2 separate regions of the Homo sapiens genome follow, and region 1 is linked to region 2. The links are chromatin loops, found by intact Hi-C in ENCODE. Cell type or tissue: CD4-positive, alpha-beta T cell. All regions are shown on one strand. Each heading gives the region's core, and the rest is flanking DNA. Links, peaks and the distances in the headings are about the cores only.

Region 1 (7,676 bases), core at 1,360-6,359, 120 kb before region 2:
TTGGGGAATTCCATATGGTGCAAGATTACAGCCTCTTAGAATTTTAAAGCTGGGTCAGACATTCTTTAAATTAGCTCGTGACTCTCATTTTATTGATTAGAACACTGAAGACTGAAATGCAGCAACTTGCCAAAGTTTAGGCATAAAGTTAAAAGGAATTGGGTCAAGAACTCAGAATTTCTTATTCCTTGTACAGAAAATGCTCATCTATGTCCTACGCCATAGATGCATGTGTGAATAAACATTTTCTTTAAAGGAATATTCTTCATAAATGAATTTTATTTTAAAATTTATCACAGAAAGTGACTTTTTTCCTTTTGGTATAAAATCCTATGGATTTTATTTCATGTACAGATTTGTGTAATCCCTACCAGGATTGAGCACAGTTCTATCACTTTGAAAAAATTTCTCATGTCATTCTTTATGAATGTAAATTCATAAAAATACATATTTGTAAAACATAATCTAAAACATAATGTAAATTCATACAAATATATATTTGTAATTTATTTAGGAATATAAATTCAAACCCTTTTCCCAACCCCTGGCAACCATTGACCTATGTCACTATAGTTTTTTTTTTCTTTTTTTAGGATGTCTTTTAAATGTATTCTTATATAGCATGCAATTTTTTGAGACTGACTTATTTCATAAGCATAATGCCTTTAAGATTCATCTGAGTTGTTGCATGTATCAACAATTTGTTCCTTTTTATTGCTACCAGTATTCCATTGTTTGGATCTACCACGGTTTGTTTATCTACTAACCTAGTAAGGGACTGTTGAATTGGCTTCAGAGAACGGATAATTGAAAAGTTTTCCTGAGAACTAGGCAGATGGAAAAGTGTGAATCTGTGACAGGATGACCAACCATCCCAGTTTGACTGGGACTATACTGGTTTTAGTACTGAGAATTCTGTGTTCTAGGTAACTTCTCAGTCCTGTTGTTCACATGTGACTCGGGCTGATCTTAGATGGAATTGTAACCAAGTCAAAATTTGTCTGCTTTCCTGTTTCTACCTAAAGGTACATCTTTTTTCTTTTCTTTTTCTCCCTAACCAAATCCAGCTTTTATCAAAGGACCTGATAAACCCATTCACATTAAGCTGCACATTTCAGATGTAAATTTCCAAGTTATCTTATAAGGGACAGTTACATTTTAAGCTGAGGAATGAGAACCTGTAACATAGAGACATGTAGCATTTTGCAACATATAAATACAGATGGGGAGGTTTTTTTTTGAGCTTCTCATCACCCATAAAGTAATTATTCCCTTCAGAAGGAAAAGATGCTGAACAATCCAGTATCTTGTTGGTGTCTCTTTGCAAAGAAGCAACTAGGGGCAGCTCATCTTCTACCTGTGAGTTCCCATGAGTTCAGCCTGTCCTAATCTAGGTTCAAGTGCTTAATGTGTACAAATGTCTGGGCATGTGAAGCACTCAGAGTGAAGGCAAAGCCTTTAGTAGCCCTTGCAAGAGCCCCACTTCAGCTCCTGCTTTCATCTGCACAAATGGGCAAGCTGAAGAACAATCAACTCTGCATCTGAAGACTGGGCCAGGAGGTTAGGAATAGAAGATCATCTCCCAGGACAACACTCAGAAGTAGTCTGCTTAGGGATAGTAACTGAAATGTTTAATATATATGCAGGTGGCTTCATGTTATAGTGGTTTAGATTCCCGACTCTGGAACCAAATGCTTTGGGTTTCAATCTAAGTCTAGGCTTTCTACCTGTTTCCTTGACACAGTTTCTTCACTGGTAAAATGGGAATATCAATAATATATATCTCATGGGACTTTTGTGAAGCTTAGATGGAATGATGACTGTCAAATGCATTGAAGTTAGTAATGAATGTTAGCTATTTTTATGATGAAATTAAGGTGAAGGTTATGGAGGACCTTGTAATAGTATAAGAACAGATATCTCCTATGCCATTTGAAAGCTTTCTCAGCTTAAGTGGGACCATAAACACTCATTATGTCCTATGTCTGATTTCTTTATGAATAAATGAGAAATTAGTTACAGAAAATAAATGCGGTGTTTATATATAAGGCAGATCTAGATAGTCACAATAGTCAGAGTTCAAGAGGAAACTGATGGAACCAGCCTCTTTTGTTCCTTTTACCAAGAAAGAAAAACTTTCTCAGAAGCTTCCCCAGTTGAACACTGGATTGCATGGCCACCTCTAGCAGAAAGAGAGGTTGGGAGGGTAAAGCATTCCCTGGCTAAGGCCAATTATTGTCCATTGCATAATGCTAGAAGAAAATGAATAACTGGGTAGGCAAGTGACAGAGTTCACTCACACATTAGAGTCCTTTTTATTTTTATTTTGTTACATTAGCTAGCCCCAATGAATTTCTCCTTCTTGTAATCATAAAAACACATGATGCTTTTCAGATGCTCTGATACTGTCAGTTGCTTGGACTCTGGAACTCTTTCGTGGTCCATGAATTGGGCTAGGAAAAAGGCTCTTCTGCTCCTGCCTTTCAGAAGAAGATGGAACCAAGGGGGCTGCAGGTATTACTAAATACCCTCACTTGCCACCACTGCATCTCAGGGACTTGGCCCAGGCCAGGCAGAATTGGTGCCCAAAGCCCAACAAGAAGGAGTCCTGTGAAAAGGGCTGTGGTTCCTATCCATGTTCCTAGAAAAACAGCATGTTTTTCTATGGCCAGGTCATGTGAGGCATATCCCAAACTCTGTTTCTGCTGCTTCTCCGTGTTAGAGAGTTGTCTCACTACACAGATAGCACTCTTGTGGGCCAAAGCCTATGTGACCTACTATAAAGACCTGTTCATTCTGTGATATCCAGAATTATCTAGTTTTCATAACTAAATTCATAATCAAAAGAGTCACCAAATGTTAAGAAGAAATACCTTAAGCATTTGCTCAAATGGATTCATATATGTGTGAAGGATTGACAGTTCTAACCTCCTTATCAATATGGTTATATTCAAAAGCATGACTTCAGCTTACACATTCTAATAAGTAGAGGGACAGAAGAGATAAGAGAGCAGGTCTGAGGGTGTCAGGACCAAAGCCTCTTGGCTTGTAATGCAGCTGAAGACTAAATTTGAAGGAAGACTTTCTGTCTCCATTGTTCCTCCACACTACACTACCTAATCCTCAGACTCTTTCATCAGCCTTCCAATTTCCCTCTACATCACCCTTCAATTGGAATAGAATTTAGTCCTAGATTAAATGAGATATAATATATCAAGTAGTCCAAATCCTTCGTTTTACAGATGAGTAAAATGAAGCCCAGACTGGTTCATTTACACTCCCAGGATATGTAACTTCATGGCAGAAGAAAGAATAAGGATCTTTTGAACCTAGTTGCTTTAAATAAATGGTGACCTGAATTTCCTAACATCTCTGAATCACTGTCCATGTGACCACACATTCAGTTAGGCTCAAATAATACCAGGCAGGTAAAAATAGCAGTGTGGTTTGACCACTTCTCCATTTCCCTGGAGATAAGCTCACTATCACTCTTCTACTTTTGACAGCAGTGCTGTGGTTTTATATTCACTATTTTATCAGACTTCAGGTTTTAATGTAATTATGACTTGGGGCTACTTTAGAGAAAATTATGATAAAAGCATACATAAATGAGATCAGGGTGAGTCCAGAGAATGAGGAGAGAAGAGTGAGAGGCAGGAAATCCCCTGGAACTTTGCAGAGGTGCCAGGGAAGAAGTGAGAGCCATGTGGGATGTGATGCATTGGTGATGCCATGTCAAAGCCCTGGATTAGGACTCAGAAGACCTCATATACTTTGGGTGGTTTCATTTTTATGAACCTTGGTGAGTCTTTCCATATGGTTGGACCAGGTGATTTTAACTGTTACTTGTGGCTTTTCTGACTAAAGGGCTTTGTCTGAGAAAGAAGCACTTTTGAAGTGAGCTTTGTCACGTGAAGCTGTGGCAAAGATGATGTCATACAACTTTAGTTCCGGTTACATTGATCATTCACCCCAATCAGCTGACAGGCTGCGCAATGATTTTTGAATCTGCCATATAGCTCTCACCAGAATGTGGCAATCACAGGCACTGTGGACTGGGAGACGTCCTTTCAGATGTGAATGAGAAGATGCTGGAGGGTCCCCAAAGACAGAATAGAAAAATTCTTTGCTGAATTCAACCTACACCAGCTATAGGGGTTGAAAAATACAATTTAAAAATTAGTATATTCTAAATTTGGACTCAAGGGCAGATGGTTCATAATGAGCACAAATGTCCAAGTTTTCCCATCAGATGGTCATCAGAAGGACACCATGGGCTACTCAATAGGTATTTAGTGACTGTGCAGAAAGGGCAGTCATTTTAGAGAATACAAAGAAGATAGGGCTCCAAGGTAGTTAAAGCAATGGAAATAAGGCCAGCTCCCATAAATCACTTTTCAGAAATATCTCTCCAATGGGGAATGGGGGTGGGGTCAAAACAAGATACAGTGATAGAAATGGTTGGTAGATTAAATTTTGTAACCTGAATTTTTAAAGATAATAGGCATTTAAAATATTTCATCTCATTGTCAGCACAAGTTTCCAGAATTTTTGGCCAGAAAATACAATTGCTAAAAACATAAGATTATTTGTCCATGAAATTGATCATGTACTTAATAAATAGGCCTACGAGATATCAGAATGAGCCTATAATCTTTTGCCTCTTTGTTTTCCTTTGCTTGGCATTATGGTGAACTATATTTAGGAAGGCCAAACACGTTCTTCCTCAAACTTGGTTTCTCTTTGGCCAGACCCCATGTTCCCTTGTTCCTTCCGTTTCACTGGGGTGTGCTCAATGAAAAGTATTTCAATTTTAATTTTTATTAACCTCACAAATTATTTGCTGGTAAGATTAAAAAAGAAGACACATGAGCTGTGACACAGAAGAAATAGTGTTATTGGTGCTCAGTGGCTGAGGGTCAGATTTCAGTTCCTTATACTGGCTGTGTGACTTTGTACGAGTTCCTGAGTCTGTCTGGGTTTCAAATCCTCACAGAAAATGAGAATTGGAACGGGTGAACTTTAAGCCTCCGCAAACTCCAACATTTTATGTGTCTATGCATTCCAAAGTCCAATGTTAGTGATATTTAAACCCCTGGTACAGATTAGTCACACAGATGCAGCCTCCATTAGTGTTATCAATACTCATAGCTGACACTGATTGATTGCTTCCTTGGTGCCAGCTCTTTCTGAAATCGATTTCTGAAATCTTACTTATTTCTAAAATAGCTGTGTGTGACAGGTGTTATTATTGCTACTTTATAGATGATGAAACCGAGGCTAAGTGGGGCTAAGAAATAGTTACGTAAGTTATGAGGCTGATTTTGAAATTCAGGCTGTCTGACTCCAAAGCTTATGCTTAATCCAGATACCCTGAACAGTACAAAGTTGACGAATTTATGAATCAATGAGGAATATCTCTCAGAAACACAATTTTAAGGTGCAGAATATAACCCTGCACTAAACTTATTTCAACCAGGTATTTTTGTTCACTTAGATTATTTGTTTCTGGTTGAGAGAGCAGATGATTTATTTGGTCGTTCGAGGGGTCTGTATAAAAAAAATCATTTGTATCAACTTTGATAGTTGGTAAAGCCAGAGCATCTCAGTTTGGATGTCTACTTCCCGAGGAAACTGCAATCTCTCACATCCCAATTTGAGAAATACTAGTTCACAAGAGGTTTCTAGTGCCTCTTCAGAGAGATTCACACAGTTTTGGTGAATGTTGGGAGATAAAAACTATGTAAGGAACCATCACCATCCACACACACATGTCTAATTCTGTAGGGCAGGGTAGATGAAACCTGAGTTGGCTTGAAGGTTTATGATGTCAGTTCTCTGATCTGGGATGGTGGTTACTACTTCACTTTTGAGGAGTTGGGTGAACTCAAGAAAAGCGTTTTCGTTTTGTTGTTTCATCTTTCAATTAGGTGAACTTTAAAAAGGGAAGTTATTAGTTTTCTCCTGACTTTAAAATCCCCTGCCATAATCTGTCTTTTTTTCCTGTTTTGGTAAGCATTACAGTTTGTGGTATATATATTTTTTGATCTGTAGGATTTCTTCACTATATCTGAGGGGCTGCTCTATCAAGCAAAGCTTCTATATATCCATGTATTGCCAAGTAAAATTGGACCTCAGATATTCTTTCATAACATTGCAAAGACTTTACAAAAATTAAGCACAAATTACCAATCACAGCCTCCTGGTTTATACATAATTACTGTCCAGTATTTTATCACTAGCCTGATTTTTATCATTCCCTCCCATTACTATTATTATTTTATATAGTCAGTGTTCAAATTTTGGCACATATTTTTGTTCACTTAGATTATTTCCTCACATTCTCTGCTCACCAATCTTTCTTGTGTTTCAGATTTTTCTTTTGGATCATTTTCACTTCTTCCTGGAATATACTCTTTAATCAGTGACTCTTAGGTGAAAATATTCAGCTTTGTATTGAAAATTTTCAGTTTTTCTTGAAAATATCTTTATTCCGCTGTCATTCTTGAAGGATGGCTTGGCTGGCTATGTATTACCAGGCTGAGTTATCTTCTCTCAGAAGACTGAAAATATTCTTTCACAGTCTTCTGCTTTTCATTATTGCTGTTGAGAAGTCAACTCTCAATTTAGTTCTTATTTATTTGTAGGTAATTTTTCTTTGCTTTCTAGCTACTTTAAACATCTTTCATTTCTCTTTCTTGTTCTGCAGTATCTAGATATTGGTTTCTTTTTATTTATTCTGGTTGGCATTGTAGTAGTTTTTTATTGCTGTGTATAAACTACCACAAACTTGCATCTTGAAACAGCATCTCTTTATTGGTTCACAGTTCTATAAGTTTGGCAGGGTGGCATGACAGGATTCTCTGCTTGGGATCCTACAAAGCTGAATTCAATATGTCAAACAGGTTGAGTTTTCATTTAGAGGCTCTGGGGAAATTTTGCTTCCAAACTCAGTCAGTTTGTTGGCAGAATTAAATTCCTTGTGGTTGTAGGAATGAGGTCTTCATTTATTTGCTGGCTGTCAGCCAGAGATGTTTGCAACTCCTAGAGGCCACCCATATTCCTTGCCTTGTGGCTCTCTAAGTTTTCTAGCCAGTAACAATCTGTCAACTTTCTTAAAGTTGATTGTGCCACATGATATAACCTAATCCTGGGGGTAAAATTGATCATATTAACAATCCTAGAGATTAGGCAAAACATGTACACCAGGTGGCAGGGAACTGTGAAGGATGTCTTGGAATTATGCCTACCAAAGTCATTTATTGAGATTCTTTAATTCAGAGACATCTTTCCATGATCACTTGTTAACTATTGCTTTATTTTAAACACTTCATGGTATTATAATGTGTGGATATGAGATATAGACAGATTGATATCTCTCAATATGTAACTTTATATGACATATAATTTGTCTGTAATTAAAGACACGAATTCACTCTTGATAGAAAATCCGATTTTGTTTTTTTTTGCTATTATCTAAACAATAAGCAATAAACATCCTTGTTTAGTTGCTTAAGTATTATCTGAATTTCTTATGATAAATTTCCAGAGTTGTTTCAAGTATATGCCCTTATTTTAAAACATACTGCTTATCTCCAAAAACATACTTTAATTAATTTATTTATTTATCAATTTATTTATTTATTTTGGAGACAGAGTCTCGTTCTGTCACCCAA
Region 2 (7,676 bases), core at 1,284-6,283:
TGTTTTGTTTCTCAACTTTTAAATGATTGTTCATCTGGGAATAGAGCTCTAGATTGACAGTTATTTTCTCCTAGCACACTTTAGTAGATATCTCCTTTGTCTCTTTTTTTGAAAATTTTAAGTTTTACTTTAGATACAGGAGTACATGTGCAGATTTGTTATTAATACATGGGAATATTGTGTCATGCTGAGGTTCGCCGTATGGATCCTGTCACCCTGGTAGTGAGCATAGTTCCAGATAGGTAGTTTTTTAACCCACCCTACCTTCATCCTCTGGTAGTCTGCAGTGTCTACTGTTCTAATATTTGTGTCCATGTGTGCTCAATGCTTAGCTCCAACTTATAAGTGAGAACATGCAGTATTTGGTTTTCTTTTCCTGTGTTAATTTGCTTAGGATTATGCCTTCCAATTCCATCCATATTGCTAAAGATGACATGATTTCATTCTTTTCATGACTGTGTAGTATTCTATGTACCACATTTTCTTTATCTAGTCTACTATTGATGGGTACCAGGGCTAATTCCATGTCTGTGCTATTGTGAATAGCATTTACATTCCCACCAGCAGTGTATAAGCATTCCCCTTTTCTCCGTAGCCTTACCAACATCTGTTGTTTTTGACTTTTTAATAATGGCCATTCTGACTGGTGTGAGATGTTATCTCATTGAGACTTTTATTTGCATTTCTCTGATAATTAGTGATGCTGGGCATTTCTTTGTTTGTTGGTCATTTGTATGCCTTCTTTTGAGAAGTGTCTGTTCATGTACTTTGCCCATTTTTTAATGGTATTATTTGGTTTTTGCCCATTGATTTGTTTAAGTTCTCTGTAGATTCTGGATATGAGGATTCTGTTGGATGCATAGTTTGTGAAAATCTTCTTCCATTCTGTAGGTTGTCTGTTTATTCTGTTGATAGTTTCTTTCACTGTATAGAAGCTCTTTAGTTAAATTAAGTCCCACTTGTCTATTTCTTGTCTATTTTTGTTTTCGTTGCAATTGCTTTTGGGGACTCAGCCAAAAATTCCTTGCCAAGGCCAATGTTGAGAAGAGTATTTCCTAGGTTTTCTTCTATTATTTTTATAGTTTGAAGTCCTACATTTAAAGCTTTAATCCATTTTGAGTTAATTTTTGTATATGGTGAAAGGAAATTGTCCAGCTTCAGTCGTCTGCATATGGTTAGCCAGTTGTCCCAGCAACATTTATTGAAAAAGGAGTCCTTTCCCCATAGTTTGTTTTTGTTGGCCTTGTTGAAGATTAGATAGTTGTAGGTGTGTGACTTTATTTCTGAGTTTTGCATTCTGTTCCATCAGTCTATTTGTCTGTTTTTGTACCAGTACTAACCTGTTTTGTTTACTGTGGCTTTAAACCATAGTTTGAAGTCAGGTAGTATGATGTCTTTGTTCTCTTTGTTTAGGATTGCTTTGGCTATTCAGGGTCTTTTTTGGTTGCATATGAATTTTAGATATTTTTTTTCTAATTCTGTGATGAATGACATTGGTAGTTTGATAGGAATAGCACTGAGTCGGTAAATTGCTTTGGGCAGTATGGCCATTTTTACAATATTGATTCTTCTAATATATGAGCATAGAATATTTTTCCATTTATTTGTGTAGTCTCTGATTTCTTTCAGCAATGTTTTGCAGTTCTCCTTGTAGAGATATTTTACCTCCTTGGTAAATACCAGGCTGTATTTCTAGGTATTTCATTTTCTTTGTGGCTATTGTAAGTGGAATTGTATTCTTGATTTCACTCTCAGCCTGGATGTTGTTTGTGTATAGAAATGCTACTAATTTTTTTACATAGATTTTGTACCTTGAAACTTTACTAAAGTTGTTAATAAATTCTAGGAGCTTTTTGGCAGTCTTTAGGATTTTCTAGGTATAGAATCTCTTTCTGATGTAAAATCTCTTGTACATCTAATTGTTTTCTTTTTGTTTCCTTTAAGACTTCATTTACTATAGTTTCTTTCAGTATTTGATATTTAGTCTGATTGTGTCTTCCAGATGATGCATTGGAAACTTGATCCCCAGCCCAGCAGTGTCGAGAGGCAGGGCCTTTTGGGAGGTGTTTAGGTGATGAGGGCTTCACCCTGATGAATGGATTAATGCTGCTATAGAAAGGGCTTGTGGGAATGGGTTCATTCTCTTTTGGCCTTCCACCTTCTTTCATGTGAGGGCACCACAAGAAGGCCCTCACCAGATGCTGGTGCCATGATCCTCACCTTCCCAGCCTCAAGAACTGTAAGAAATGAATTTTTGTTCTTTATAGATTACCCAGTCTCAAGTATTCTGTTATAGCAACACCAAACAAACTAAGACAAAAATTGGAATCAGAATAGTGAGGCTTTGTTACAACCAATATCTAAAAATGTGGAAGCAGCATTTAAACTATGTAGTGAGTAGAGGCTGAGACAGTTTTGAACTGAGTGCTGAAGAAGCCTGTATTTCCATAAATGGAGCATTAAGGGCAATTCTGGTGAAGTCTTAAAAGAAGAGAAGAGCTGTAAGCCAAAACCTGTATCTTCTTAGAGATTACTTAAGTGATTATGAAGAGAATGTAGAAATATGGACAGTAAAGGCCATTTCAATGAGGTCTCAGATTGAAAGGAGGAACAAGGTAGTACAAACTAGAGAAAAGGTGATCCTTGCTATGAAGAGGCAAAGAACTTGACTGAATTGTGTTTTTGTCCTAAGACTTTGTGAAAGACAGAACTTAACAATGAACCAGGATATCTGGCAGAAGAAATCTCCAGGTAGCAAAAAATGTAGGGTGCTGTGTGGCGTCTTTTAATTGCTTATAGTAAAAGGTGAAAAGAGAGAAAGTATTTAAAGATAGAATTTATAATCAAAAGGGAAGCAGAATGTAAAGATTTGGAAAATTCTTAGCCTGGCCATGTCAAGAACAAAAAAGCATCTTTAGGAAAAGCAGCCAAGGGTATGGCCAAGTAACTGTTTGATAAGGAAATTAGTGTGAATAGAAGGAAGTCAGGCGCTATTCATCAAGACAATGGGAGAGTAGCCCCAAAGTCATTTTGGAGATCTTCAAGCCTGCTCCTCTCATCACTGACCCAGAGAGCAAGAGCTATGGAGGCATAGCTACCTCCAGCTAGATTTCAATGGATGTCTCAGGCAGTCTCGGAGCCCAGGCAGAGACCTGCTGCAGAATTGGAGTGACCACAGAGAGCCTCCATTAGAGCAATATCCAGCGGAAATGCGGGGTGGGGGCTGCCACAGAGAGTCCTCACTAGGATAATGCCTAGTGCAGCCATGGGAGCAAGGCTCCTCCCAAGACCCCAGAACTGCCGAGCTACCAGTATGCAGCACAAGCCTGAGAAAACCATAAGCTTTTGACTTAAATGTGTGAGGACTGACACACGGGTTGTCTGAGGCCTTGAAACCCAACTCCAGCCTTCTAGTGCGCCAGAAGGCAGAACATGGAGTCCAAAGAGACTATTCTCAAGCCTTGAGATTCAATGTCATTTGCCCTATTGGGATTTTTACTTACTTGAAACTTGTTATTCTTTTCTTTTGTATTTCTCTTTCTTGAAATGAGAATGTCTATCATACGTCTGAGACACCATTATATTTTAAAAGTACATAATTTGTTTGATTTTATAGGCTCACAGCTGGAGAGCATTTTGCCTCAGTATGAAGTACTTCACACACATATTTGATGTAGATGAGACTCTGGACTTAAACTTTAAAGTTGGTGCTGGAGTGAGTTAAGACTTAGGGCTACTGGGTTGGAATAAACGTATTTTGCATGTGAGAAGGAAATGAAATTTGAGGGCCCAGGGTGGAATGGTATGATCTGAATATGTCCCCCAAATTTATGTGTTGGCAACTTGATCCCCGTGCAATGGTATTGAGAGGTAGGGCCTTGAGGGAAGTGTTTAAGTCCTGAGGGATCTGCCCTCATAAAAGGATTAATGCTGCTTTAAAAAGGGCTTATGGAAGTGAGTTCATTTTTTATATGGTTTGGCTGTGTCCTGACCCAAATCTCATCCCGTAATCCACACGTGTCATAGGAGGGACCCAGTGGGAGGTAATTGAATAATGGGGGCAGTTACCTTTATGCTTTTGTCATGATTGTGAGTGAATTATTATGAGATCTGATGGTTTTATAAGGGGTTTTCACCCTTCTGCTCAGCATTTCTCTTTGCTGCCACCATGTGAGGAAGGACATATTTGCTTCCCCTTCCACCATGATTGTAAGTTTCTTGAGGCCTCTTCAGCTATGTTAAACTGTGAGTCAATTAAACCTCTTTCCTTTATAAATTATTTAGTGTTAGGTATGTCTTTATTAGCAGCATAAGAAAGGACTGATACAATTCTCTTTTGCCTTTCTGCCTTCTGCCACGTGGTAACAAGCAAGAAGGCCCACCAGATGCTAGTGCCATAATCATCACCTTCTCAGTCTCCAGAACTGTGAGACATATATTTCTGTTTTTTATAAATTATTCAGTCTTAAGGATTCTGTCATTGCAGCACCAAATGGAATAAGATGTTATTCTACACATATGTTTATTTGTATTTATTTTATTAATCCTGCTGCTTCTGCTTATTTTATATGACCATCTATCAGCCATGATCTTCTTAAATATTTCCCCTTGGCCACTAATTATATGTTATCCTCTCATAATTCTTATTTGAGCTTGACTTTCTCATTCTCTTGTTTCTGTTTCTTAATCTCTCATATTTTACATTTCTTTATCTTCTCATATATTTTGTATAATTTTTTACATGTATGTTTTAGTTTGCTATTTTCATCTTCAGCTGATAGTCTTCTATTTTATACTTTTCGAGTTAAATTTGTGTGTGTCTACATGTGTGATATTCAGTATTCATACAGAAAAATGTGTTAAACATATATAGTGGTAATATAAAATGCATGCACCTCTACTTAGGTAAAAAAATAGAATATTATCAATACCTTAGACTCCTCCTGTGTGTCTCTCTCAATCATACTTTCCTCCACTGGTAACCATTGTCCTGACTTTTTGTTAACCATTTTCATTAGCCAGCATTCTCCAGAGAAACATAACCAATAGGATATGTGTAGGGGTAGCTAGATAGAGATACAGATAGATAGATAGATAGATAGATAGATAGATAGATAGATAGTCCTTTGTTCTATGTAAGCCTTCAACTTATCGGATGAGGCCCACCCACATTACGGAGGGCGATATACTTTACTCAAAATCCACTGATTTAAATGTTAATTTCATCTGGAAGACCCTCACCAAAACATCCAGAATAATGTTTGACCAGACATCTGGGCACTATGGCCCAGCCAAATTGACACATAAAATTAGCTCTCACAATTCTACTCCTTATCAATCTGGCACCCATATGCATCTCTTTAAACTATCCTTAATCTCCAAATAAAGACAATAAAAATGTCATAATTCAACCTAATATGATACACCTGTCTTGAGTACAAGCAAAAACACACTAACCCTCTCCTCAGAAGAGGATACAAAGTTCTTGGGTGGTGTTTACCCTTTTCCTTGGCATTCCATAAGGTAAATACTATGATATAAAGTTACCAATACTTAAGTACTTAAATAAACTTATCTTAAATACAAAGTCAATACTTCTTATGTTACATTGTAATGGGCTAAGAAAGTGAAGAAAACAAAGACATTTGCTATGTATACACACACACAAACATATTCATAACAAAATAAGGAAGAAATACTCGTGACAGTTAGAGTCCTTCTTTCATAACTGATCCTCTGAGCATAGCTGGTATTTATAACAAACTTCTTTCACTACTCCTTTTGTATTGCCTTTGCTTTCAGCAGGCACCTAAGCTGGCATGGTTTTTTACCTGGTGGGGTAACCCAAACTTTCATTCTTGAAGAATCTGGGTCATTAGTAGCCGTGTCTGAACTGAGATGTAGTTTTTTATTGACCTTAATCACAGGGTATGGTAAGAGGCATCTAAGGGATCTCTTTTTTTCAGACATGCTCTTCTCTATATCCTTTGTAAAATAGCAGTCCATTTTCATCTTGGTAGCCTGGATGAATCACCCCAGCCAGCACAGTAACTCTCTTCTTTGCCCTTTGATTTAGAGACATGAGGACACTAAAGTAGTTGTGTTAGTATTAACTTCCAGTTCAATGAAATCATTGTTGTGTTTCTTCCCTCTAGAACACTCTAGAACTAAGACTTATAGGCAAGCAGAGCACAAGGTCATGAGAACAGGAGGCAAACATTATGCTAGTGGGTCACCAGGAATTATAGTGAGTGGTGCTGCTCCTATTTCTATTTCTTGATTCCTGGATCCATGAATCCTGACTACAGGAGAAACAGCACCATGTACTAGGTGCTGACTCAGAACCTCCTAGAGAACCTTGCCTCAGCCTTGCAAGGTGTTGCCACCTAGCTAGCAATGCAGCTGAGTCTTCAAAAGGCCATTCCATTGTCCCACCAGGCTAGCTGTTTTAGCATAGTGGGAAACATGGCTAAGTCCATGGAATTCCATAAGCATGGGCCAATTGATGCACTTTATTTACTGGTAAGTGAGTTCCTTGATCAGAAGCAATACTGTGTAAAATACTGGGACAGTAGATAAGGTATTCTGTAACTCCATGGATGACAGTTTTGGAAGAAACATTGTGTGCAGGAATTGAAAATTTATATGCAGAGTAAGTGTCTATTCCAGTAAGAATAAAATCATGCCCGAGTTTTCTCTTTCTGTCAACTGATGGTAGGAAACTTTCTATGAGGCGATAGGTGCAAGCTGGGAGAGTCGAGGTAGAGTAATAAGGGATCATGGGCATTTGAGCCACTTCTTCATGTAACTTACTTATGCCTTCCGGGCCTGCTCAGGCCTGATCCTATCTATAATACTTCCATTTGATAATGGAGTGCTGCTGTGCATGCCCAACTTTATGGGTTGGTTTGTCAGTTAACATCCATTTCACAATGGGAAGCTCAGGTTGCATGCTGAGTTAGTGAGCTGTGGTTAAATGTTCAGTTTCTGCTAAGACACAATAGCAGGCTAAGAATTGTTTCTCAAAAGGAGAGTAGTTATCTGCAGGGGATGGCAAGACTGCTCCAAAATCCCAAGGGCCTGCTCTTTGATTCATCTGTAGCGGTATACCAAAGGCCACAAACGGCTTCCCTGTTTGCCACTTACACTTCAAGCACTATTGGATATGCTGGATCATATGGCCCAAGTGGCAGAGCAGCTTACATGGATCTGCTGCAGAGTCTTCTCTTGTTCTGGGCCTCACTCAAAACTAGAAGTTTTTGAGTTATTCAGTAAATGGGAATGGAGTAGTGCACCGAAATGAGGAATGTGTTGCCTCCAAAATCTCAAGAAGCCCACTAGGCTTGGTGCTGCTTTTTTTTTGGTTGTTGTATTAGATCATTCTTGTATTGCTATAAAGAAATACCTGAGACTGGGTAATTTATAAAGAAAAGAGGTTTAATTGGCTCATCGTTCTGCAGGCTACACAGGAAGCATGATACTGGCATCTGCTCTGCTTATGGGGAGGCCTCAGGAAACTTACAATCATGGCAGAAGGTAAAGGGGGAGCAGGCATATCACATGGCCAGCACAGGAGTAAGAAAGACAAGCAAGAGTTGCTACACACTTTTAAATGGTCACAAGAACTCACTCACTATTGTGAGGACAGGGATGGTATGAGAAACTGCATTCATGAT

Evidence for each region. Hi-C counts contacts between places; a loop is a spot of excess contacts. Peaks named below come from ENCODE experiments on the same cell type or tissue, not always from the same donor. Only the 100,000 strongest peaks of a DNase experiment are listed, where the experiment ranks them.
Region 1: it touches region 2 in a loop (3-fold over the local background); 3 of 110 quality-filtered maps call a loop at or near these places.

The regions. Positions count from the first base shown.
Region 1 is chr5:40,482,849-40,490,524 of GRCh38, reverse strand. No RefSeq gene overlaps it. Among named protein-coding and RNA genes, the nearest start is that of PTGER4, 190 kb to the left of the region's middle. RefSeq lists a cis regulatory region at 18 and enhancers at 1-92, 3,720-3,779. In CD4-positive, alpha-beta T cell, for the core only: no CTCF peak of the experiment used is centred there; DNase peaks (open chromatin) are centred at 3,404, 3,924, 4,944 and 5,834; H3K27ac peaks cover 287 bases.
Region 2 is chr5:40,363,935-40,371,610 of GRCh38, reverse strand. No RefSeq gene overlaps it. Among named protein-coding and RNA genes, the nearest start is that of LINC00604, 130 kb to the right of the region's middle. In CD4-positive, alpha-beta T cell, for the core only: no CTCF peak of the experiment used is centred there; a DNase peak (open chromatin) is centred at 4,160.